3 separate regions of the Mus musculus genome follow, and all the other regions are linked to region 1. Evidence: chromatin loops called from intact Hi-C (ENCODE). Cell type or tissue: left cerebral cortex. All regions are shown on one strand.

Evidence for each region. A loop is a pair of places that touch in the nucleus more often than their neighbours do. Peaks named below come from ENCODE experiments on the same cell type or tissue, not always from the same donor. Only the 100,000 strongest peaks of a DNase experiment are listed, where the experiment ranks them.
Region 2: a loop joins it to region 1, with 2.0 times the contacts of the local background. A loop is called at or near these places in 4 of 42 quality-filtered maps.
Region 3: a loop joins it to region 1, with 7 times the contacts of the local background. A loop is called at or near these places in 17 of 42 quality-filtered maps.

Annotation. Positions count from the first base shown.
Region 1 is chr15:77,220,640-77,228,639 of GRCm38, forward strand. The region is part of intron 2 of Rbfox2 (RNA binding protein, fox-1 homolog (C. elegans) 2); the gene reads right to left. Among named protein-coding and RNA genes, the nearest start is that of Rbfox2, 82 kb to the right of the region's middle. In left cerebral cortex, a CTCF peak has its summit at 4,803 (motif pointing right); DNase peaks (open chromatin) are centred at 4,801 and 6,387; H3K27ac peaks cover 520 bases.
Region 2 is chr15:77,302,054-77,310,053 of GRCm38, forward strand. It overlaps Rbfox2 (RNA binding protein, fox-1 homolog (C. elegans) 2), which reads right to left and starts at 5,000. Exons shown (of 14, transcript NM_053104.6): 1 at 4,311-5,000. The coding sequence starts at 4,490. In left cerebral cortex, no CTCF peak of the experiment used is centred here; DNase peaks (open chromatin) are centred at 3,897, 4,633 and 4,964; H3K4me3 peaks cover 2,838 bases; H3K27ac peaks cover 1,999 bases.
Region 3 is chr15:77,333,102-77,341,101 of GRCm38, forward strand. No RefSeq gene overlaps it. Among named protein-coding and RNA genes, the nearest start is that of Gm41352, 23 kb to the left of the region's middle. In left cerebral cortex, CTCF peaks have their summits at 47 (motif pointing left), 3,615, 5,002 (motif pointing right) and 6,690 (motif pointing left); DNase peaks (open chromatin) are centred at 3,571 and 5,028; H3K4me3 peaks cover 1,013 bases; H3K27ac peaks cover 1,156 bases.

The DNA.
Region 1 (8,000 bases):
AACTGTACCAGCACTATTCTAGCTAAAAGCAAGAGCTACAAATTGTCTTCATGTCTACCTTCTCCAGTTCTTCATTTGAGAAAACTAATGGGCCCCAATGTCAAATGACAAATATGAGCCATGAGAATCAGCAACAAACCCAAGATTCAAGGTCTTTTTGTTATTTAGAACATCCCCCTTTTGTTAGAGAGGGTCTCACTATATGGCTCTGTCTGGCTAGAACTCGGAGAACTCACACACACACACACACACACACACACACACACCTGCCTCTGCTTTCCCGAGTGCTGGAATTCAAGACCTAAGCAGAACACTTCTTTCATGCAGCCTGATGTCTTTGATAAGACAACCACATCTTAACCGCCTCTATAAATGGGGATAAGAAGAACTAGCAAACGTGTAGCTATCTCACAGTGGTGGGGCTGACTTTTTCTAACATCATGACTAAGCTTTTCTTAACAATGATCTTTCACTGATAGCAATCTGTTTAATTATTTCTCACAGGCCCAAAAGCTAAGCTGCATGGGTTTTTAAAAAGAAATATCTAAATTAGGGGTCAGTTAGCTATGGTCTATGGGCCATATCAGCTTGTCATCGCTCTGTCTTTGTCTCTCTCTCCTTCCTCTTCCCTCCCTTCCCCTTTCCCAGGTGTTCTTGTGTACATATGAATATCTATATGTATAGAGACCCAAGGGCTACCTTGCTTTTTAAGACAGTGTCTCACTGGGACCTAGGGTTTGCCAATTAAGTTAGGCGGGCTGTCCAGCAAAGCCCAGAGATCTCCCTGTCTCTGCTCCCTGGCGGTGAGACCGAAGAAAGTCTACCCTGTCCAGCTTTTCCATGTCTGTGGGAGATCAAACTAGGGTCCCTGGGCTTGTGCACCAAGTATTTTGTCAGCTGAGCCAGCTCCCCTACCCCAGTCTTGTATTCTTTTTAAGATATGAAAACAAAAATCAAAAGCTGTGAAATGGGGCTGAGGAGATGGCTCAGTGGTTAAGAGCACTGACTGCTCTTCTAGAGGTCCTGAGATAATTCCCATCACCCACATGGTGGCTCACAACCATCTGTAATGGGACCCAATGCTCTTTTCTAGTGTGTCTGAAGACAGTGATAGCATACTCACATACATACATACATACATACATACATACATACATACATACATACATACATGTGTGTGTGTATAAAGCAGGTGAAACTTTTATTAAAAATTTTAATTTCTCGGCCCACCAATGAAATGTTATCAGAGCTGAATTTTCTGTTTCTGTCTCCTTCCCTCAGAATTAACAGAGTGGATGGCCCACAGAGCCCACTTACCTAGCCTAATACTTGACATAAACAGCCACTGAGATGTTGTTTTGGGGGCCTTCATTTTCATAGGAAGTTCACTATCCATGTGAGGCCTCTACCTCTGCAGTCGCTTGCCCAGCACCTCAGCATACTGAGCATGCCTGACCCGTCCTGTCTCCAGAGGCACTGTGGAAGTTCCTAGTGCGCTTGCAGTTAATATTTTTCAGCATTCCTTTGTACAATAAGGAACAAAACCTCAGAGAGGTAAAATACCAGGCCCAAACTGGAATTTCGATCTGACACCACGCCCTACAATCATTCTCCAGTGGTTTTCAAACTGTTCAACTGTTCAGCTTCAGGGCCTCCCAAGTGAAAGAAACCAAGAGGCAGGCCCTAGCTCCCCCGTATTTCCACCAGAACTGCTCATCACTTACCTACCTGTACAAATTCTGTCCCTGTAACTCATGTTATGCTGTGAGCTATAAAATTACTTCGGACACTTACATGGCTTCCATTCCCCTCCCTTCTAGAGCATGACATTTAGATCCCACCCTTTAGCAATGGTACCAAAAACTTTTAAACAATATCCACATATAAGTTACTAATCTTAACTACTAGAATTTAATAATGCAAACTCAAGAGTTTCATTAACAGAGCATTTAGGCCATTGCAGGGCTACACTCTCTCTCTGGCCTCCAAGAGCTGCCACAAGGAATACCATGTTACCTTGAAGCTATAAAGCTTTGCCTGACCACACAGTACAATCCTCTAACATCTGGGACTCCTGGGCTGCAAAGATCTCTGACATAGTGGCAAGCAAGCTGCCATCTCCCAAGAACTTTATCTAGGCTTCTGTTCTCATCCCCTGACTGTGAGGTTAACATACCTGTCTACTGAGTATAGTCTGTAGCATTTCATCCACTTTCGTTTGCTGCCCTTTAAGCCTCCAAAGAAATTCTCTGTGTGGCAATAAACTGTAAGACTCACCAAATCATACTTGATTGCTTTCTTATTGCATCTGAAGAGGAATTATTTTACAAAGTGTCAAGCCTGTAAGTCTGGAGTCCAGTACATCTCACCAAACAGAACCGGGTATGACACATCTTACAGCTTCTTATCAAACTCGCACAACACTGAGAATCTTAATTCCCTCATGTGCCAGTGAAGATTAAAATTCTGTCCCCTTGCATACAGATTTCTTGGGGGTCTCACTGAGATCAAAGAGAACCAATATGAAGATAATAGGGAGAAACAGGGCAAGATATAATCTCTCAGTGAAGGGGAAGTTAATGACTATAGAAAAATCCAATGTAAAACAAAATTCTTTTTAGATTTGTTTTGTTTCTAATTTGTGTTTGTTGTGTGTATATTAGCGCGCGCGCGCACACACACACACACACACACACACACACACACACACACACAAAACCGTTTATGCTCACATTGGGTGCAGAGGCCTATAGAAGCCAGATTGACGTTCTGGATAGTTAGAGGAAGCTGTAAACACCTATTTGATATACAGAGGTACAGTGGGACTGGGAAGCAAATTCCAGTGCGCTGGAAAATCAGTGTGTACTTTCAACCACTGAGACAACTCTTCAGCTCAAAAGGTTTCTTTAAATTGTTTCTTTAATCAAAATGAAAGTAATGAAATACAAAATCTGACTAGTTGAAAATTCCTAAAGTTTGAAAGCTAGCACATTTAGATTTAGAATTCAGATTCTCTAACTCAGAGACGCAGAACTCCAGAGCCTGATTTAACCTCCCTGTGCCTTATTTCTTTACCTATATTACTTATTGTCTCCTACAGGCCCTGGCACCATTGTGCTCTCCATGTGTTAGTGCCTTCATTACACCATCCTTCACTGGCTACCTGCTTTCTTGAGGTCAGAGCACACCTGCTAAAACTACTGGGGATGGGGGGCAATCATAAAACAACAGAATTACAAAATCCTTAGGCAATCTATGACCCACATGATGCCAGGAAGCTTTCGAAAACACTGGCTGCGGGTACAATGAGGAACAAGGGGCAGTCCTAATAGGAAACACAGAGGGGACGATCTAGTAATCCAATAAAGTCATTTATTGGGTATTTTAAGAGCCTTCAAAGGCTAGATAAAATGACAGATTTACATTTAATACCCACTTGACCAAAGTCATTAAACTTGTAAGAGGTACTCTCTCACAGAAGATCAGATATCTTGCTTCTTGAGTATTAATTTTTCATAAAGTTCTGGCAAGGCAGAGGCGATGAAATCTGGCAGTCCGACCAAAGCTGTTCGGTTCCCCTCTCTGTTCAAATGTATCAGGTTCTTATCACAGGACTGTTTGGGTCATAGGCTTCTAACCATCTTTTAATGGCAGTGATAAAGTATGAACAGAAGTGGAAAGCACATCCTTTGGAAGACAGCAGACACCAAGAATCTATTCCTACACAAACCTATAGGCAAGACTTCATGGTGGAGGCAGCAACTACTGTGAGCCTTCAGGATGGGCTGAATGCAAGCATGGAGGTTCCCGGAGGGAAGGCCCTGGAACTGAAACCCATTTCCTTACCCGGCCCTGCAGTAAAGCTGGAATACAGAGAACCTGACATGAGGGAGAGGAGAAGAGGTTGGGGCGGCACGGGAGTGCTCAGCAGAGACATGCTAAGCAGCATAGTGAGACTCCAGTGAGGCCAGAGCTGTGTGTCAGCACAAATGCTAATTATAGAGAACTTGCTGCAATACAACTCTAGTGGCTCAAAAATGTAAAAACTAAAACATTGTTGATTAAAGCAGGTAAGAGTCACAGACAATAGATTAGGTGCATCACACAAGTGCAGCAACAGGAAAGAGCCAGAAGAAAGTTTCAGTCAGAAAGCCTAGCACAGTATTTGTCTTTTAGTCAACAACTAAAAGAGAAGTTGAGCAAATGTTGGGAGTAACAGAGATGTCCTAAAACTGGAGGATGGTGATGGGGCCATTCCTCCATAATTTACAAAGTCACTGAATGGAACAGTATATTGGATAAACTTCATAGTGTGGAAACTATACTTCAATAAAGCTTTAAAAAAAAACAATTGTCACATGTGCATTTAAGTAGATTCATATTCTACGTGTGTGTATGTGTGTAGATAGATAGATAGGTAGATATTAGCTCATGGAAGAAATAGTATATAAGAAAGGAAATGTAGTCATATTACTTTACCACTTGACTATAAAAATATTTGCAGTGTTAATGATGCATCATACAACCTATAAAGCAATGATAAGTAGTGACTTAAGAAATAATGAATTTATTAGATGGAAGAAGGTATGCTTATAAAATGTAATTCCTATCTTCAGCAGCAGAAAGCCAGAGGATATGTACAATGAATAAATAGGAAACAGCAGAATGCAAATTCTACAGATCCATGATGGTAGCAACAGAAAACCCAACTTGTGAACACCTGAAGACAGAGAGACCTAGGGGCAAAAGCCAAGGCAGAGCAACTAACTTAGCTGAAAACTGCTGCATGTACCTCCCTTGCTCCACTAGAGGGTGCAAGGATGCCACCACACTTAGGGGTGGGGAAGGGGGGTGGGGAACTGTAAGAAACAGAAGAAATATTTAACTTAGGAACCCATCATTTTAATGTAGCCTCTAGCTGGGGTCAGGGAGAGCTGGGGACTGAATGCACAGGTGGGGCAGTGAATGCTTAAAGCCATGAGCATCCTCATATGCTTTTGTTTGTATTTATGATGAGGTATAAACCCAAGCCTCATGAATGCTAAGCAGCCTTGACATTCCCAGTCCTAAGATTGAATTTTAAAGGACAACAATGGTTGGAATAATGTTTTCCCAGAATCACAGATTATAATCCATTAGCAAGTCCAGGAAATAATTTCCACCAATCAATTGTTGACCACAACCAACAATTCTTTAATAGAATAGAATAAAATGGAAAAATGTACAATACTTAAAACATAGCAGTGCTGTGGGCAAAACTAATCGAGAGAGAGAGAGAGAGAGAGAGAGAGAGAGAGAGAGAGAGAAAGTATTGTGTGTGTATATATGCACACGCTGTCTTAGAAACTGAAAGGCACCCTTTACACTGAGCTGTGTGTCCATTTTTAAGCCTGGAGGCACTAAGCTGTGTAACTGAACCCTTCCCCCATCCTCCACCCAGACACAGAGCAGCCAGCTTTGTCTGCACACGCACAAATGACTACAAGAGATGTGTTTGCTTTTGTCCTTACTTCCCAGTCAAAATAACAAAAGTTCCAAAAAGTTCATGGCAAAACCTGATCTCGGGGGCTAGAGAGGTAGCTGGGTGATTAAGAGCACTAGCTGCTCTTACAGAGGTTCTAGGCTGAGTTCCCAGCACCCACACGGGGACTCACAACCATCTATAACTCCAGTTCCAGGGGACCCTATCCCTTCTTCTGACCTCAAAGGTATCAGACACACATAATGCTCATTTATACATATAGGGAAAACACTAAAAATAAATAAACAAATAGAGAAATCTAAAAAACTTTCCGGCTGGTGAATAAAGCGCATCACTCTGCCTACCCTCAGTTGTCAACCACCTTGTACATACAACTGATGTTTATCAGCTCTGAAAATTTCACTCATTTCTGTGAATCACTAAAACATACCCACACACACACTCAAAGGAACTTTAAAAACAGAAAAAGTCATTCTTCAATCAAATCAAGAGCCTGATGATATAACAATAATTTTCTCTAATTTTAAAATAAAGAAGTAAACTATAGGCCACCAGCCCTTTAAAGCAAGACAAGAAGAAAACCTGACAAAAACAGAACTTTAGGACATGAGCACTTTGGTCTTCTTTTTATAAAATAGGGACAAGCCTGATTTGGGTGAGCCACTCTTTTGGGTCAAGTAAGACCCAAAGCTGTAAACCTAAGCCACAACACACTCTACAAACATTTGGTTTTGTAATTTACTGATAATCCTATTTCTACAGAGACTTCAACACCTAACCCTAAGCCAGTCTGTTCTCGGCTCCAATGCTCACTGTAACACCTCATTCACAAACAGCGGGAGTGTGAGACACTGAGATGTGTCTGAATTAAAACTCTAAAGGACCGCGAGAAGGCACTGCAGCATTAGCCTACCACACCTAGTTTACAAATATCCCACGGAACTGAGCATGTCAGACAGGCTACTCTGTTCACCTATGTGCCTCTGCTGGCCCTGAGGTGACTCAGGACAGGACACCAAAGCCATTTCAGCTACAGTTCCTGGCAGTGTGCTTTCCTCAGATCACTTGCTGGCCACACGTCCAGCCCTTCTGCCAGATAAACCCAGTCACACGTGTGCATTTCTCCCCCAAGCCCTTCTCACAGCCCAGGGCTATGTGCAACCTAGCCACACAAGCTTAAGTTCTTACAGTAGAACTAGCTACTATAGAAACTGATGAAATCAAGGTTAGAGTTTCCTTGCAAACAGTTCACATTTGAATGTTTTGAGAACATTTAAGACATGAGAAATCTTTGCTCAGTCGGATTAGATGCAGGCAAAACAAATGCAAAGAACTACTGAGAGAGAACAAGAACAGACCTCTATGGGGCTACTAGGAATACCATTAATGTCTTAGAGCACACACACTGCCAAGTCTGGCGACATACCTGTGACCCCAGCACTTAGTAGGCTGAGGCAGAAAGATACAAAATTGGAAGTGAATTTGGAACATACAGGAAAGCTATCTCAAAAGATAAACAAAAATTAACAGACAATGGACATTTTGTGAAGCTAGTTTATGAAACAACCTGGTAGCATTCCTACTAGTAGATCTGTATGCAATTTAAAACAAAAGTTTAAAATTACTTTCCTACTTCAACCATCCTCGGTGGCCTATTAGAGTGTATCATTTAATCTCAGCTAAATGAGCCTTTATCCAATGCCACCCAGTTAGTCCAGGCTGTATCAACATAATTGTCAACAAACCTTCCCACTCTCAGAAATGTCCCAACTTGAACAACAGATTAATATAATCCCCTTAATAATAGTAAATGTATAAAGTTGTAATACTCAGAGGTGGCAAAGGACCAGTCTTAGGATTCCTGTGTTTCAAGGTTTCCTCTGAGAGCCAACTCCAAATCAATAATCTTAACAAGTCCTTGAGGCTTTCATAAAGATCTAAGACCTCTTCTAACTGGGCTACCATTCCTAAGTCCCTTCTATACAAGAAGGGACTTCTATACAGTGCTCTCAAGAGCACTGGCTGCTCTGGCAGAGGACTTGATTTGATTCCCAGCACCCACATGGGAGTGCACAACCATCTGTAACTCCAGTGTAGGAGATTAGAGAACATTTCTGGCCTCCACTGGTACCAGGCACACATACAATGCAGGCAAAACATTCGTAGATATGAAATAAATCTTAAAACAACAGCAACAAAAATACTTTGGAAGGTATGGTGATGCACACCTTTCTTTAATCTCAGCATTTGAGAGGTAGGGACAGGCAGATCTCTGTGAGTTCTAGGCCAGCCTGCTCCACAAAGAGAGTTCCAGGGCAGCCAGAGCCACATAGGAAGAAGACCCTGTCTCAAAAGCAAACCACCACCAAAAAGAAAAAATTAAACCTTTACTAGTAGACAGGCTTCTTCCTGCTTCTCCTCATGGGATTTAACATAACTGTGTCCTATCAGTTACAACAGGGTGACTGGGCTGCAGAAGCAGTGGAATGCTGGCGTACTGAGTTGATGATGAACTGAG
Region 2 (8,000 bases), 81 kb after region 1:
TCAGTGGATGTGGCAGACAGACAATGGTGGCACGGCTTTAATCCCAGCATTCGGCAGACAGGCAGGCAGAACGGGCTCCAGGACAGCCAGAGCTACACAGAGAAACCCTCTCCTGAAAAACAAAACAAAACAAAAAAATCAGTGGACACTGTAGCGCCCAATGAGACAGCATTTGGAGATGGAGTCTTTGGAAAGTATGAGGATTTGATGAGGTTGTGAGGGTGGGGCCGCTGAGATCGAACGATTACATAGTTCTCACTTTCTCCACCCTTACTGCAATGGCCACTTCGGCAGACAGCCAGTGGGTATTATCTGCAAGCAAAAAAGCAGACCCTCACCAGGTCTCAAGCACTCTGGCACCATCTTGGACCTTCACAGCTGTGAGGTATAAATGCCTGCTATTTAGCCACCAGTCCGTGGCATTTGGCTATGGCAGCCTGAGTAAACTAAGGCAACTAGAAATCAGGTTTAAGTCATTTAAGTGAGATACTGCCCATGAAATTACCTGTACAGAAAGCATATTATTGAGGAACTTTACTGAAAGTAGCACAATGCCCAGCTTCAGAACCAAAAACCCAAATGAGGGTACAAATACCTACCTAGAAGGAAATCAACCCAAAAATAAGCAAACAGGAAGACAGATACCAAATTCAACAGGATACCTAGAATCCCTTCCCTGAGACCGCCCTACTACTAGAGTCACTAAAAAGTGAGCTACATCTGATAGCCAAGATCTACAAGGCTGACAAGACAGCAGGCTGCCTGGGCCACAGTATAAGTTCAAGGCCAGCCCAGGCAAAGTAGTAAGATACTATCTCAAAGAACAGAGTAAAAATAGGGCTGGGGATATAGCTCAGTGGCAGAATGCTTGCCTAGCATTTGCAAGGGTTTGAATCTCCAGGACTGGAAACAAAACAAAATGAAACAACACAACTCTCATGCAGCTCAGATGAGGCTCTAAGTTCACTCTCCAGCGTGTGTATGTTTACACACATACTAACACACACATACATGTACATGCTTGTTCACACTGCTGAACTCACTTAGCGACTCTAGATTGATAACTATGGTCAGAAGCAGTTACTAAGCCACAAAATCACCACATACCAACTTTTCACTGCTGTAAAGACTTTTGCTGAACGTTCTAGGTAATAATTAAGACTCATCTTACCTTATACAGCAGTCTGCTGGTATATTTATTTGTACTTATGCTTCATCTTTTATTGTCATTAGAGGCTTTATTGTGCCTACTTCCTTAGACTCTAAGCTTCCACAAAGAAGAAAGTGTATTTCCTTTATTTATTCTTTGTAATACCTGGCAGGGAAGTCTTAAAGGACCAAGCTATGACTTCAGAAAAAGCCCAGCTGTCTTCAGAGATGAGAAAAAAATACATGTTTTAAGACCAATCCATTCTAGGCCAGCCTGGTCTACACAGTGAGTTCCATGACAGCCAGGACTACACAGAAACCCTGTCTCAAAAAACCAAAGGGAAAAAAAAAAAAAAAAGAAAAAAGAAAAGAAGACCAAGTCACAAAAAGCCTATATGAAGATAAGCTAGCTCCGTCTAGCCGCCAGGCCCTTCTATCTTGCTGCTGTTATCTCCTGAGAAGACCCATGCCTGCATATTCTGACCCAGCTACCTTGGCCTCTAGGTCAGCACACCAAGCTACTTGTCTCCCAATGCCTCAACTCTCTTGGTTCCTCTTCCCTAAACCACTGAATGGCCTGAATCCTCTTCCCTAACCCCTCTAGAAGACCCACATCTTCACTTCAAAGGTCACCTACAGAGAGAGAGCTTCCTGAGCCATCTCTAAGCTTCTCTATCCCTTCCCCGCTTAATTTTCTCCCATGCTACCAAAGACTGCTGACTTGTCTCTGTCCATAGAATAATATCCAATAAAAGTAGGGTTTCTTTACATATCCCGTAGGGTTAAAACAGTGTGTAAACACCACCAGAAGCAGAAGCAGAGCTCTCAGAGTTCAAAGCTACCCTGGTCTGCATAACAAGCTCTAAGACAGCCAGAACTAAACAGAGAGATTCTGTCTCAAAAGCAAACAAACAAAAAGCAGTAGCCTAAGATTGTCACAGCTGCTTGATAAATGTCACTTAAATAAGTTTTAAACACCCTCAGGTTTTTTGTTTTAACTTTTCATTCATTTGTCTCCATGCCCAGGTCACACACAAAGGGAACTTGGCTTACATTTCTAAGAAAGCAACCTAAGAATTGTTTTATACAAATACTTTTCTAAATAAGAAAACAGAGGTCTCCAAATATGGGTTTTCTCCAGGACAATACACTTAGGGCTTGAAAACAGAGGGCTAAGTCAATGATATTAATACCTGTGTGACATGGAGTGAGAAACCTACAGTAATGAGCTGGGCATGGATCTCAGAACTCTACTGGGAAGGTAGAAACAGGGAGATCAGGAGTCCAAGAGTTCAAGGTAATCCTCAGCTACTACAGGGAGTTCAGACCAACCTGGACTACAAATAAGACCATGTCTCAAACAACAACAACAAAAAGTACAATCCTAAGAATGTACAAAGGGAAATGTAAAGACTATCCACAAATATACAGAGTAAAATAATTCTCCGTGGGATAGTTCTAAGTTATCCAATTGCACCCAAAGGACCTAATTCTGTCCTTCCTCTGCACATCCCAAGGTCCCTTCGCGCTATTCCATTTCCAAGTATCACTATCCTTAGCCAATGTGAAGGCAGTCAGCAAATAATAGGCCCCAGGCAAAAGAAAGGGAAAGCAATGAGAACACACTATTAACTAAGATTGACATAGGGGAAAAAAGACCAGATGTGTGCACACTCCAAGTGAACACACTCACCAGCATCTCTATCCAGTGGTCCCTCTTTACCATCCAGTGCTAAACCACTAAGTCTTCCCATTCTTCTATGGCTTTCAGATTGACCTAATGATCCCTCTGCCTGGCAGACTTCTTCTAAGGGAAATAAAAGCCAGCAAACAAAAGGATTCAAAAATAAACGCCCAGGAAATCCCTTGTGCCCAAATCAACAGAGGTAACAGGGTGGCTTCTGCAAAGGAGACAAGAGGCACACAGCATACATGCCAGCTCCTTCCCTGCCACAGGAAGTCAAGGCAGAGCACGGAAAGTCTCCTAGTACTGCAGAGATTTCCAAGAGTGGTGTAATGGAGAGAGCACAGAAATAGAAATCAGAACCAGCTAACTGGGTGGCTTTAGGCAAGTCACTAGTTTTCTCTGGACTTCTAACTCCCTATCAATAAAAATGAGGCAGTTAAAATACGCTGAAACTTGAACACACCCTCCCCCCCCCCAAAAAAAAAGATACAAAGTATTGACTCAATGCACATTAAGCCATTCTGCATAACTCTTCCGAGTACATTAGACTGAGAACTCCTGGTGGAAAAGATGATGGCGTTTCTGGTCCCTTCCATCTCTAACATTCTACGATTCTAAAAGAATTAGAAAGCATCCCGTTGCTGCTGTGAGCCTCTCCATTTCGTAGCCAATATTTTCTAAACAGAGAGCAAATCCTAAAGCCCTTAAGGATGCATTACCTTCTTCAAACTAAGTACTAACCGCCTGTATCAATATCTTTGTCATTTCCCACCCTCAACAATCAAGCTAACACTGGAGGCCACAACTCAGAAACCAGTCTCCTAACAGCCCTATAAATTTTCTTTTCTACCTCAGGATACTAAGGAGTTTACTCCGCATCCTACGAACGTAGGATGCAATGGGTAAAGCACAGGCGGGATCTGCCTGGTGTCTCTCTCCAGACTTAATAACATGCTGCACAAAACTGAGACAGAGCATCACACTACCAAACTCCGCGGACTTCTCAAGACTGCTCGAGTAACTGATTGAACCCACAAGCTAAGCCACATCCCCTTTCGGGCTCGCTCTCTCTCCAGGAGTTGGCTGGCTTTTCAGTCTGTTCTCCACATGCCGTTCCCCCTTTCCTCATCCCAGTGTAAACCAAAAGGCGCCCTTCTTCTCCGGAGCTTTCCCACCACCAGCTTCCCTCGCTCTCAGCTCGGCCCAACAGCTCTCCTCTGGACAAATCGACCCAAGAACCCTCAACTTCTCAACAAACTGAGCACAGGCTTAAGAAATGGACTGCATCCCGATCCTGTTCAATCCCAACTCCAAAAGGAAAAAAAAAAAAATCCCACTCCCTCGCGCTGCCTCCGGGGCCCCTCCAGCCCCTGCACCCGGCCCCAAGCCCACTCTCCAGCCAGGCCCACCCGGCGCCCGGAGGCCCGAGCCCGCCGCGGCCCTCCGTAACCGGGCGCCCGTCCCGCGCGGTCACCTGCATCCCGCCGTCGGCCGCCTCCTCTGTGCGTGGCCGCTTGCTCAGGCCGGGCTCGGGTCCGTCTGCCCCCGCTCCGGGCACCGGCAACTCCACCTCCGACTCCCGCTTCATGCCCCGGGCGGCAGCGCCGGGCCCGAGCTGAGGCGGCTGCTGCTGCGCCTGGCCGCCTTCCGCCATCCGCCCGCGCCCCCTTCGCCACCGGGAGCCGGGCGACCCGCGACAGGCCACCTCCCCCTGGGCCTCGGTGCCGACAGTCGCGACAGGCGGGCGCGCGCCGGCCCCGCCCCCCGCGTGCGTGTGTGCGTGCGCGTCGGTCCGGAGCCCGGCTTCGGCTTCGGCTTCACTACCGCTCCGACTCAGGTTATGGCTCCGGCTTCGGCTTCGGCCCCGGCTCCGGCTTCTGCTCCGGCTTCGCGCCGGCCGCTCGCTCGCTCTCTCACTCGCACGCGCGTGCGCCGATCCCTCGGTCCCTTGGTCCTTCAGTCCCGCGCTCCCTCACCACTCGCCAGCCGTGCGGGGAAGGGGACGGCCTGGGCTCCCAGCTTGGGGAGGGCTGTTTATTTGGGAGGAGGAGGAGCGCGAGGCCGCAGCGAGCTGACTGGTCGGGATCCTCCGTCCCGCCACTGTGGCAGCGCCGGGAAGGCGGGGAGAGAGAAAGGAGAGAAGGAGGGAGGAACCTGGATGTGTGGGACTCGGGCCGCCCGCGCGAGAGGAGGCTGTAGTGAGGGGGCGTGGCTACGCCCCTCGGCAATCTCCGTCGCCTCCGCGCGGGCCGCCCGCGGGAGGCCGGGAAGGACTCGGAAAAGCTCGGGAAGCTCGGGGATGCTCTGGGAAGCATGGAGAGAGAAGGGGCCGCCTCTTTTAAGGCGGTGGCCGGGGGGCGGAGCTTGAAGGGCAGGAGTTCGGGGGAGCAACTTGGACTAGTTGCACTAGTGAGAAGTGATGACCTGATCTCTCTCATCTGGCTTCCTGGGATTTAGGGAAGCAGAGGGGCGCTCTGCGAGAGGAAGGTCCCTTTGCCTCCTTCCTCTCCAGCCCAAGACCTGGGAAGTCCAGGAGTGATGGCTCCCATATAAACTTTTCTGAGAAATGGTGCTATGAAGCGAATAATTGCATCTCTAATGATGTCAATATTTCTGATGTTGCCAGGCATGGCGGTGGTGCACACCTTTAGTCCTAGGAAGTAGGAAGCAAAGACAGGAGTATCTCTGAGTTCGAAGCCAACCTGGTCTATCTGCATAGTGAGTTCCAGGATAGCCCTACACAGAAAAACTGTCTCTAATAATAGTAATAAATAACGCCTGGTGTTTTTTTAAGAGCTTTACGTTTACATAGGGCATTTACGGAACCATTTTGAGCCTGACAGTAGAAAACATGGTTTTAATCCAATGGATGGACCTGAATTTGTTCAAGTCCTGAAGCAGAAATATGTGGCCAGTCAAGATGGCAATCTCTTGGTTTTACTCCTTGCTGCCTGAATAGCCCTTCCTAGCTTATCAGCTTTGTGCAGTTAGGTCTGTCCGGTAGGTTTTCTCCACCTGATTGTAAATAGAAACTGCTTCTGCCTCTCAGGGTTCCATACTGTGACATGGAAAGGGATATTGTGCAATAACCTAGCTTCTAGCCTTACCCTTGCTTGCTACTTTAAACAAGTGAGTTTTTCTCTTTGGATCCCAACTGCAGTATCTGAAATAATCCTTTGGATCAGTGGTTCCCAGCCAAGAAAAAGTTTCAGACCCTTTCAGCATCTCCCACTTCCGTATTTGTCATATGGTAAATTTTGTTCTTCACAAATGGAGACTATACTGGCATTTACTGAATAGAAGCTTTGAATGTTATTCAGAACTCTACAGTGCAGAGAACAATCCCTGCAAGAGAGACTTGTCCAAACCAGAATGCCAATAGTTCAGAGATTGAGAAACCCCAGGTCAGGTGATGTCTAAGGTTACTTGCAACCAGTCTGTGACTTGACCTTTGAACTTGAGTTAAGCACCTAAAAATGGACAGAGGGATGAAGATCTCTGCTTCAGAGCCAGACGAGTCCCAGGGAGGCTTGACCACTCCTGCCCATGTAATGCCGGACCACTGGTGGTTAAGAGAGGGAATAGAAGGGCTTGCAGGCTAGTTGGAAAAGACTGCACAACTTGCCTTGGAGCTGGGTTTTCCTACTGAGTATTTGTATGTTTGTAGGTTGCAATAGCTTAGCCATTTACAAGCCTTGACACCTTATGGGAGGGAGTTAATTAACGGCTCTTGTCCCTCAGCTTAGCTCTGACACCTAAAATTAGCATAATAATACTATTTTTAAAATAATTATTATGAAGATCAAGTGAGTTATCAACATTAAGAACTTTGATCATGTTATGACTTGAATCGAAAAAGTCCCCCAGAGGCTCATACGGTAACAGCTGACAGACTTAGGGCAAGTGTTTGGATCCTGAGAACTTAATTGCTGAGCCCAGTCACATTAGTGCACTGACTGATTCATGATTGGAGGATGGTAAAAAAAAAAAAAAAAAAAAAAAAAACCTGGAAGGTGAGGACAGATGGGAGGAAGCGGGCTGCTAGGGGCTTGGTCTGAAAGTGTCTCTCTAGTCCCCAGCCTCTTCCTCCATCTGCCACTTCCAGTCTACCTGGAGGTGAGTTTGCCCCACCACATAATCCTTGCTGTGGTGGTGTTCATGCCTAGCCTCCTCACTCAGACTCTGGAGCCACGGAGTGACTTTGACTTGAAATCACAAACCCTTCCTCTCTTACATCGATTCCTGAGGTGCTTTGTCCTAGAGACAGAAAGACTGACCAACAGGAGCAAGATGGCCTGTCTAAGCAGGTGTCAGTTATTAACATTATTGCCATCATGAGGTTTGTTTGGTTTTTTTCTTTCTTTTTCTTTTTTTGGTTTTTCCAGACAGGGTTTCTCTGTGTAGCCCTGGCTGTCCTGGAACTCACTTTGTAGACCAGGCTGGCCTTGAACTCAGAAATCCACCTGCCTCTGCCTCCCAAGTGCTGGGATTAAAGGTGTGTGGCACCACCACCCAGCTTTTTTTTTTTTTTTTTAATTTCTGTATTTGTGTGTGCGCACCCACAGGCCTGTGTGTAGGTAGGCTTGTGAATGTAGGCATCTACACGCCACAGCACACATATGTTGGTCCGGAGACGACATTCAGGAGTTGGTTCTCTTCTTCCACTATGGGTTCCCGGGATCAAGTTCAGGTCACCAAGATTTCACAGCCAGCACCTTTACCCGCTAAGGCATCTCACTGGCTCAGTCATCATGACTTTATTCACTTTGTAAGTCACCAAATAAATGTCCTTTATCAAAGATCAAAATCAAAACCTGCCATTTTCACTGTTTGTCTTAGTCAGGGTTTTAATTCCTACACAAAACATCAGGACCAAGAAGCAAGTTGTAGAAGGATAGGGTTTATCCAGCTTACACTTCCACATTGCTGTTGATCACCAAAGGAAGTCAGGACAGGAACTCACACAGGGCAGAACTTGGAGGCAGGAGCTGATGCAGAGACCATGGAGGGATGCTGCTTACTGGCTTGCTTCTTCTGAATTTCTCAGCTTGCTTTCTTATAGAGCCCAGGAGCCCAGGGATGGCCCCACCCACAATGGACTGGGTTTCCCCCCCCCCCCCCAGATCACTAATTGAGAAAATATCTGACAGCTGGATCTCATGGA
Region 3 (8,000 bases), 110 kb after region 1:
CTTCTGGAGTGTCTGAAGACAGCTACAGTGTACTTGCATATAATAAATAAATAAATCTTAAAATAAAAAACAACTTCAATTCAAAAATGTAAAATAAATGGACCATGTAGTACACTAAGAAAAATGTCATTGAATCCATATTCCACATTGCAATTCGTCTTTAAGAAACTACCGCTTGGGGGTCTGGAGAGATGGCTCAGCAGTTAAGAACACTGGCTGCTTCTTCATGTCTCAGGTTCAATATCCAGTGACCCAGTGGCCCATATGGTGCTCACACTTGCCCGTGATTCTAGTCTCAGGGGATCCAAAATCCTCTTCTGGTCTCCTTGGGCATAAGGCATGTGTGTGATACACAGACAAACATGCAGGCAAAACACCCATAAACATACATATAAATACATAGACATTAATAAATAAATAAACCTTACCACGGGAGGCTAGAGAGATGGCTCAGTGGTTAAGAACACTGACTGCTTTGGCAAAGGACCCGGGTTCTATTCCCAGCACCTACAAAGCAACTCACAACTATCTGACGAAACCCAAGTGTCAAGGGCTCTGACACCTTCTTCTGGTTTTCAGAGGTACCAAGAACACGGCACACAGATACGTGCAGGTAAGACACATATATAAAGAGTTAAGACAAATGTAAGCGAGAAAGAAGCCGCCACTTGTTGAGTTCTGGTGAAATGGAAGACTGTTTACAGTGACCTGGGAGGTTTTTAAAGCCTTCTGTATTAAACAACAACCACCGCAACAAAACAAACAAACAGAACAAAACAAAAAACCCAAATCCCAAACCAACCAACCAACCAAAAAAAAAAAAAAAAAAGAAAAAAAGCCCACTACCAACAACAGACAAAACAAACAAAATAAAACAAAACCCAAACCCCTCCCTCCTCCTAGTCGCTTAAGCTAAGCACCTCTCATCATCCTCTGCCACGCCCCCACCTTCTCTACCACCTTCTCCCTATCAGCCTTTCCAACCTTGTTGACCCTTGACCATTCTACTCTCTGCCACCTCAGGGCCTTCACACAGGCTGTCCCCTCCTTGTAGGCAGCTCCCTGCCCCCTCCCTCATCTACACTGTTTACCTGCCCACTCGTTTTTGGATCTTTGCCCAGAAGCATCCTTATCTGGGAGACCTCCCCGGAGCCCACAGATACCATTGCTTCCTGCATCTCTGCCACCCCCTTCCTGCGCTGTAAACCCTGACCACCAAGATGCTCTGTATTACAGAGCATCCTCTGTCTGCCTTCATTCTTCCCTCCAGCCATGTATACACAAACTCTTTGAGAGCAGAGATGGTTGAAGTCTGTATCCCCCACAGCTATAAGGGGACCTAGCCCACAGGAGACACACCATGTTTGTTTGCTGAGCAGATGGGCAAATGTTTGAGACCTGAGTGGTTCTCTTCCAGGATAGTGTCTGTGTATGGTACAATCCTGGACAGCATGGATACAGCAGCTAGCATGTCCTGAGCTCTTCCTGTCCATGGCCCTTAGTGGATTTCACATATTCTCTCCTGACCTTTCTAGGAACTTAGGAAGCAGGCCCCATTGTCTCCATTTTACAGACAAAAACACTGAGGCCAGGAGAGGTTAAATCATTTGCCCAGGATTCAGCATCTAGCAGTGTCAAAACAAGAGTTCGAACTCGGCCCCACAGGCCACGTTCTAAGCCCTTTGTCACAATGAAGAAATATGAGAGGTTTCTGAAGGCCTTGAGCAACCAGCTCTGTAGGGCCTAGAGCTCGAAGTTTTATCTGTATACAAACCAACTGACCGTGAATTCATTCATCCAGCAAACATTTCTTGGCTGGTTGTTGCAGGCTAGTTCCACGCTAGAAATTCCCACCCATCTCCTTTTCCTAAGGAATTGTTTTCCTTGGACTCAGGTGACTGTCACCTTAGTTCCCCAGAGTAAGGAGCAGGGACTTGAGGAAAACAGAGGTGATTCTCCTTGGCCCTGATTCTGGAAGAAATGCAAATAGTGGGGTTCACCTGTAGTTTCAGAAGGTAGCTGAGGGAGCTGGAGAGATGGCTCAGCGGTTAAGAGCACTGACTGCTCTTCCGAAGGTCCTGAGTTCAATTCCCAGCAACCACATGGTGGCTCACAACCATCTGTAACGAGATCTGGTGCCCTCTTCTGGAATGTCTGAAGACAGCTACAGTGTACTTACATATAATAAACAAATCTTTAAAAAAAAAAAAAAAAAAAAAAAAAAAAAAAAAAAAAAGAAGGTAGCTGAACCACTGATGGAGGAAGGTGGGTGAGGTGGTTTTTTGACGAGGCTCTCAGTAGCCCAGGCTGGCTTCAAACCTACAATTAAGTAAAGCTGATCACAAATTATTCCTACTTATTTATTTATTTTTGGCCTCAAATTTCTGATCCTTTGGCCTCAGCCTCGAGAGCTCTGGAATTACAGGTGTACACTACCATCCCTGGTTTATTTTGGTGCTGGGGACAGAACCCTGGGTTGAGCACGTGATAGGCAAGCTTTCTAGTAACTGAGCCATGACCCAAACCCTGAAGGTTTGGTTTCCTTCAATATTTTTATATTTTTATGTGTATGAATATTTGTCTTCCTGTATATCAGCACATCACATATACGTGTGCACGTTGCCTGTGGAGGCTGGAAGAAGATGTTGAATTCCCTGGAACTGGAGTTAAACATGGTTGTGAGGCCTCACATGGGTGCTGGGAGCTGAACTCAGGTCCTCTGCAAGAGCAAGCCCATCTTGTAACGAGGAGAGACTGAGGGTCATGGAACTGGCATTATTCAAGGTCACGAAGGCACTCGTAGAAACAGGATTGGAGACCTGGTTTCATTCCTGCTTGCTTCCAGGACTCCGGTTCCATTCCTGATCCTGGCCTGCTTCTTTTCTAGCTAGGAAGAGACCTCTGGAGGATTTGTGTGTGCGAGGTTCCCATTGCTTTTAAGAGTCCAGGATGAGAGCGGCCTCATCTGCGCCCACGCAGGGCTGAGTCCAAGGGTACCAGCTTTGGTTCAGGCGCCTGGCTGGGGAGTCTTAACCAAAGCTCCTTTGCTTCAGCCTCTTCCTTCCTTTAGCCTGCTGTGCCAAAGGTCAGCCACTGAAGCATCTAACAACGACCTGCATGCTCCCACCGCCTACAGACTCTGAAAGACCCCCTGTCTGTCCTGCATCACTGTGTGGTCTGCTGAGTTAAAGGAACGCTCCTGGGTTACAGCAGGGAAAAGGCAACAGACACATTCAAATAGATCAAAAACGTAAGCCTGGGTCATCCAGGGACCTAAGAGAAACCAGCTTGGCTCCAAGAAATCCAGGCTGGCCCGTAAAGCAGACAGGCCACGTGATGGGTGTCCCCCAATCTGGCAGTGCTAATGGAGTTACAGGCGCAGTGTTACCCGGGATTGCAAATGCTTGCGGTCCCCACCCATTTCGTGGCAGGAAGTCCAGTGTTTTCCAAGGGTTTTCCAAGAACGCCCAGAAGCCCGCTGGGGCGAGCCGCGCCTCCGGCCCGCGACCGCAGCAGAAGCTCCATCGCGCCCCCTGGAGGCGGCTCTCTGCTGGTTCCTGCCTGCTGATGCAAGAGTAGTGGCCTGCCTCCACCTCTGTTTTGAGACCGTGGTGATACATCACAAGTATCCCTTAACTGATGGAGAAAAGAAACCTTCTGCCTGCTCTGCAAAGCCGTACAGCAAAGCGACTAGGGTTCCCAAAGAGGAACGCCTTCATGCCTTCTTGCTTCTTCTTTTCCTCTAGGGGGCGCGCGCAAGCCCAGGACCGCTTTCCTAGTGAGGAGCTCGGGGTAGCAAAGTCGTACAACGAGCTTTTGTTGTCTAGTTTCAAGCCCCTTTCACGTTCTTGTCCCTTTGATTCCCATCATAGCCGTCCCACAGACAGCACTGTAACTATCTCCATTTCTCAGTCCGCAAAACTGAGGCATAGCGAGTTCACCAAGATGGAACAGCATTGCAAGGCCAGCAGAGCAGATCCAAACGGTTGGCAGCTCGTCTAGGCCCCACCCAAACCCAGAACTTCTGTGGTACCCCAGGCTCCTCCCAACACGGTGTTGGCCTACGCCACTCCAGGGGTCTGTGTTAGGCATGAAGTCGGCTAGGCTGCAGTCTCCACACGCCCAGGCTTTAGGCATTGTCTCTGTTACTCTGGGGGTACCAGCAGGCATTGTTCTTGGCTTATGGCTCTTTTACTTTAAGACACCTAGTACCTGGGTGGGTCTCAGTTCTTCAGTGGAAGAGTCATCTAAGAATAGCTGAGACTCTTGGAAGCAGCAGGAATTCTGCTGTGAACAGCAGCACTAGCGCGTGCTCACTCTTTCCAGCTCTTTCATTCCCCACCCTGCAGATTTTGAATTTACCCAGTCTGCCCTGATAAACACATAAACCCATTTCTTGCAGTAATCTCACTCATGTGTATGCCCCATCCCCCCACCCCCCGCCCCAAGTTCCCCTGTCCTACCAACGGGACCTGGACCAACCACCGTATTCTCTTTCCTCTGGTCATCTCCTTAAAACATAAAATTAAACCGAACCCACGTTTTTAGTAGGGGTTGAAGCTATCAAGGCCAGCAGGACTTCCTCTGGTGAGGCAGTGATGTGACGATGATGCTGGGACTCCGAATGAGCAGCCCCAGCATGGTGGCCGTTGCACCGGGCAGTTCCGACTTCTTTCCTCATGAGATTCTCCCTGGATTCTGAGACTCATTGCTCTCTTAGAGCATGTTTGGCTGTGTCCTTTGTGACTAGCCCCTTCTAGGTTTCTGTAGCATCCCTGCTCTCCAGGGGTCTGCCCACATTTCTCCCTAGCCAGCCCTTCCTTAGCCTTTTACTGTGTGAACAAATGAGACTAGGGGTAGCTTATTTCTGGACCAGTGCATGGTCACTATGTGTGTGACAAGCATCATCACCACCACCATCATCACCATCACCACCACCTCCATGCTAGCAAAAGGTAGGCTTGGGTAGCATCCACAAGGTGTCTTTGATGAGCATCACCAGGAGGTGGCAGCTATGATCACACTGGGCTTCTGCCTCATTGAAACAAAATGATGTGGGTACCAGAGCCTCAGAGGGCTGTCTAGGGAAAGCGGAGCTTATAAAAGAAATGTCACATACATAGACTGATTTAATGAGCCGGAGTGCTAGGCTCCCTGCCCCACGGAGGAAAAGCCTGCATCAGAATGCAGGAATCTGAGCCTGTGCTCAGCCCTTCTGCTGTCCTGTCTCCCACAGGGTGACACTCTCTGACCACATCCTCCAGGCCTGACTGGCTCTGCCAACCCTCTGGTTCCCAGCTCATCCCTCCCCTGACACTCCCTTTAGTCTCCTGCACCTCAGGGAGTCCTCAGCTCCCTGCTTTTGCTCCCTACCTTGCCGCTCAGGTCTGACCACATTCTAGAAGCTTCAGCTGTTCCTTCTCCGAGGTCAGGTCTGACTTCACCCTAGAGCCTTTCCTGCCCCAGCCATGAAACCCAGGAGGCATGAAGTGTGTGGTTCACGCCTCTTCTTCCACCCTCTGTGGACTCTGACCTATGTGAGGCAGGGCGCTGAGCACCCCTGGCTCTTACTATCAATCTGTAAATATTTACTGTGCTTCTTCTGCATGCACACACCCACCATCACTCATGGCCCTGCTGGAGACCTTTGCAAAACAAAAAACTAAGAATCATCAGAACAAAGGCCTCGGAGAAGGGGCTGGTTAGTCCTGGGCACACACGCCCTGCCTGCGTCTCAGTTCTCAATGTGGCAGCCAGATAAAGTACAGGATTCTCAGCTAACTTTGAATTTCAGGCAAATACTTTTTGAGTGTTAGCATGTTCCATATAATACATAGGACATTACATAAACAGGCCAGGGATTTGGCTCAGAGGGCAGCATGCTTACCTAGCATGTACAGCCCTGGGTTTGGTCCTTATGCACACCTGTAACTCTAGCATTTGGGAGATGAAAGCGAGATGAGAAGTTTAACGTTATCCATCAGCTTGGGTGACAAGAGATCCGTCTCCAAAAAAAAAAAAAAAAAAAAAAAGTAAACAATGTATCCTAAGCGCTGTGTTATTTGACCCACTTGCTGGGTGTTATTTGACCCTCTTGCTGGACCCTCCTTGGAACTGAGACTCTGATCCTAATTCCTGGAACATCTGGTGTGATTTGTGAAGCTTCACAGGAAAACACACAGATCTGGCCTTCGGCAGGAATGGCTGTGGCCTCGGCTGATGTTTCGTTCATCTCAGCAACATTGCTCAAAGGAAGCACAAGTCCGAAGACAACCTAATCTTGTTTCCTTTTTGTTGTTGTTGTTGTTTGAGGTCTCTGTAACCTGAGCTGGCTTTCAGCTCTTGTTCCTTCTGCTTTGGTCTCCCTCATGCTGGGATTTCTGCTGTGATCGCCATGCTGGGCTGACACCCACATTTATAGCACTGGTCCATACTTTAAAAAGTATGTATCTGTCTTGGAATGTGGCTAAAGATGATCAGACAAGCACATGTTTTTATTGCTACTCCTGTCTCTAGTTTGTAACAAGGACAGAAAAGAGATGCTTTAAAACAATAGACTCGGGCTGGAGAGATGGCTCAGCGGTTAGGAGCACTGATTGCTCTTTTGAAGATCCTGAGTTCAAATCCCAGCAACCACATGGTGGCTCACAACCATCCGTAATGAGATCTGATGCCCTCTTCTGGAGTGTCTGAAGATAGCTACAGTATACTCACATAATAAATAAATAAATACATCTTTAAAAACAAAACAAAACAATAGACTCACACACAAGTCTGGAAAACAGACAGGAATATCACCAGAGAGAAAGAGATTCCTGAAGGAGATACACACAGAAACATGGAGAAGTTTGGGGCTTAGACTATGTACAGGAGGGGAACCAGGGGAGTCCCTGGAGTTTCCCAAATCCCCCAGCACATCTGAGGGGTAGGAAGGGCTTGAGGTTACCAAGAAGACAGTTGTTTCAGATGTTTTGAGAAGTCTCAACTTGTTAATCCCTTCTGTTCTCCTCTCTGCAAGGAAGCAGTGAGCAGCAGCTCTTGACTCCAGACCCTAGGGGCAAATCTCAGAGGAAGATGGGAGAAATAGGAAATGAGACTGTGCCTGGCAGCTGAGGGACAACCATTGTCCCCAAGGCAGCCTTGAGAGTAGAGTGCCACACTCTGTCTCATCCTCTCCCCGGGCTCCAGGCAAATGACAAAAGCCTCTGAAAGCAATAAAGGACAAAACCATTAGAGAGAAGCCAGCACCAGGCTCCATAACATATGGGTCAGCACTTAAGGAAAGAGGAAGGACCATAATGGGGTCATTAACTATCCTCAGAGGCGTGTGAGACAACCATGAAGCCATTAATTCAATTGTATAGATCCCTTGCTCATGAATCCTTGCCTAGAACCACTCTGGTTCACAGTGACTCCAACTCCAACAGGAAGCCAACGTTATTTCTTTAATTGAATTTTTTTCCCCTCATTCATCTCCAGGGTTCTGTTTACCAACTGTGTACCTTTCTGATGTATCAAAAAAACTAACATGCCCTCTTCTGGAAGTGGCCCTCAGCCAATGGTGGACAGGACCTGGAATAGACACCTCTTTTCTCCCACACCTTGGCTGGAATGAGTCTGAGCTTGCTCCACCCTGGCATTTCCCAGCATGGTTGATGGAGAGGCTGTTGCCTTGACAACACATACTTCCTTGGTGCCTCCCTTCCTCTTCTTACTGCCCTGGTTGCCCTGCAGGTATTGCCTAGTATCAGGTTCCAAATGCTCTTTTGCACAGAAATAGTTTTTAAAGCCTTGTTTATTAAAGACCTCAACTAAGCTTGAGTAAACAGGCAGGTGTGAGAAAGGAATTCAGTCAAAGAGACTGAATAGCATGATGGGCTAGAGAGATGGCTCAGTGGTTAAGAGCATTGAACTGCTCTTCCGGAGGTCCTGAGTTCAAATCCCAGCAACCACATGGTGGCTCACAACCATCCTTAATGAGATCTGATGCCCTCTTCTGG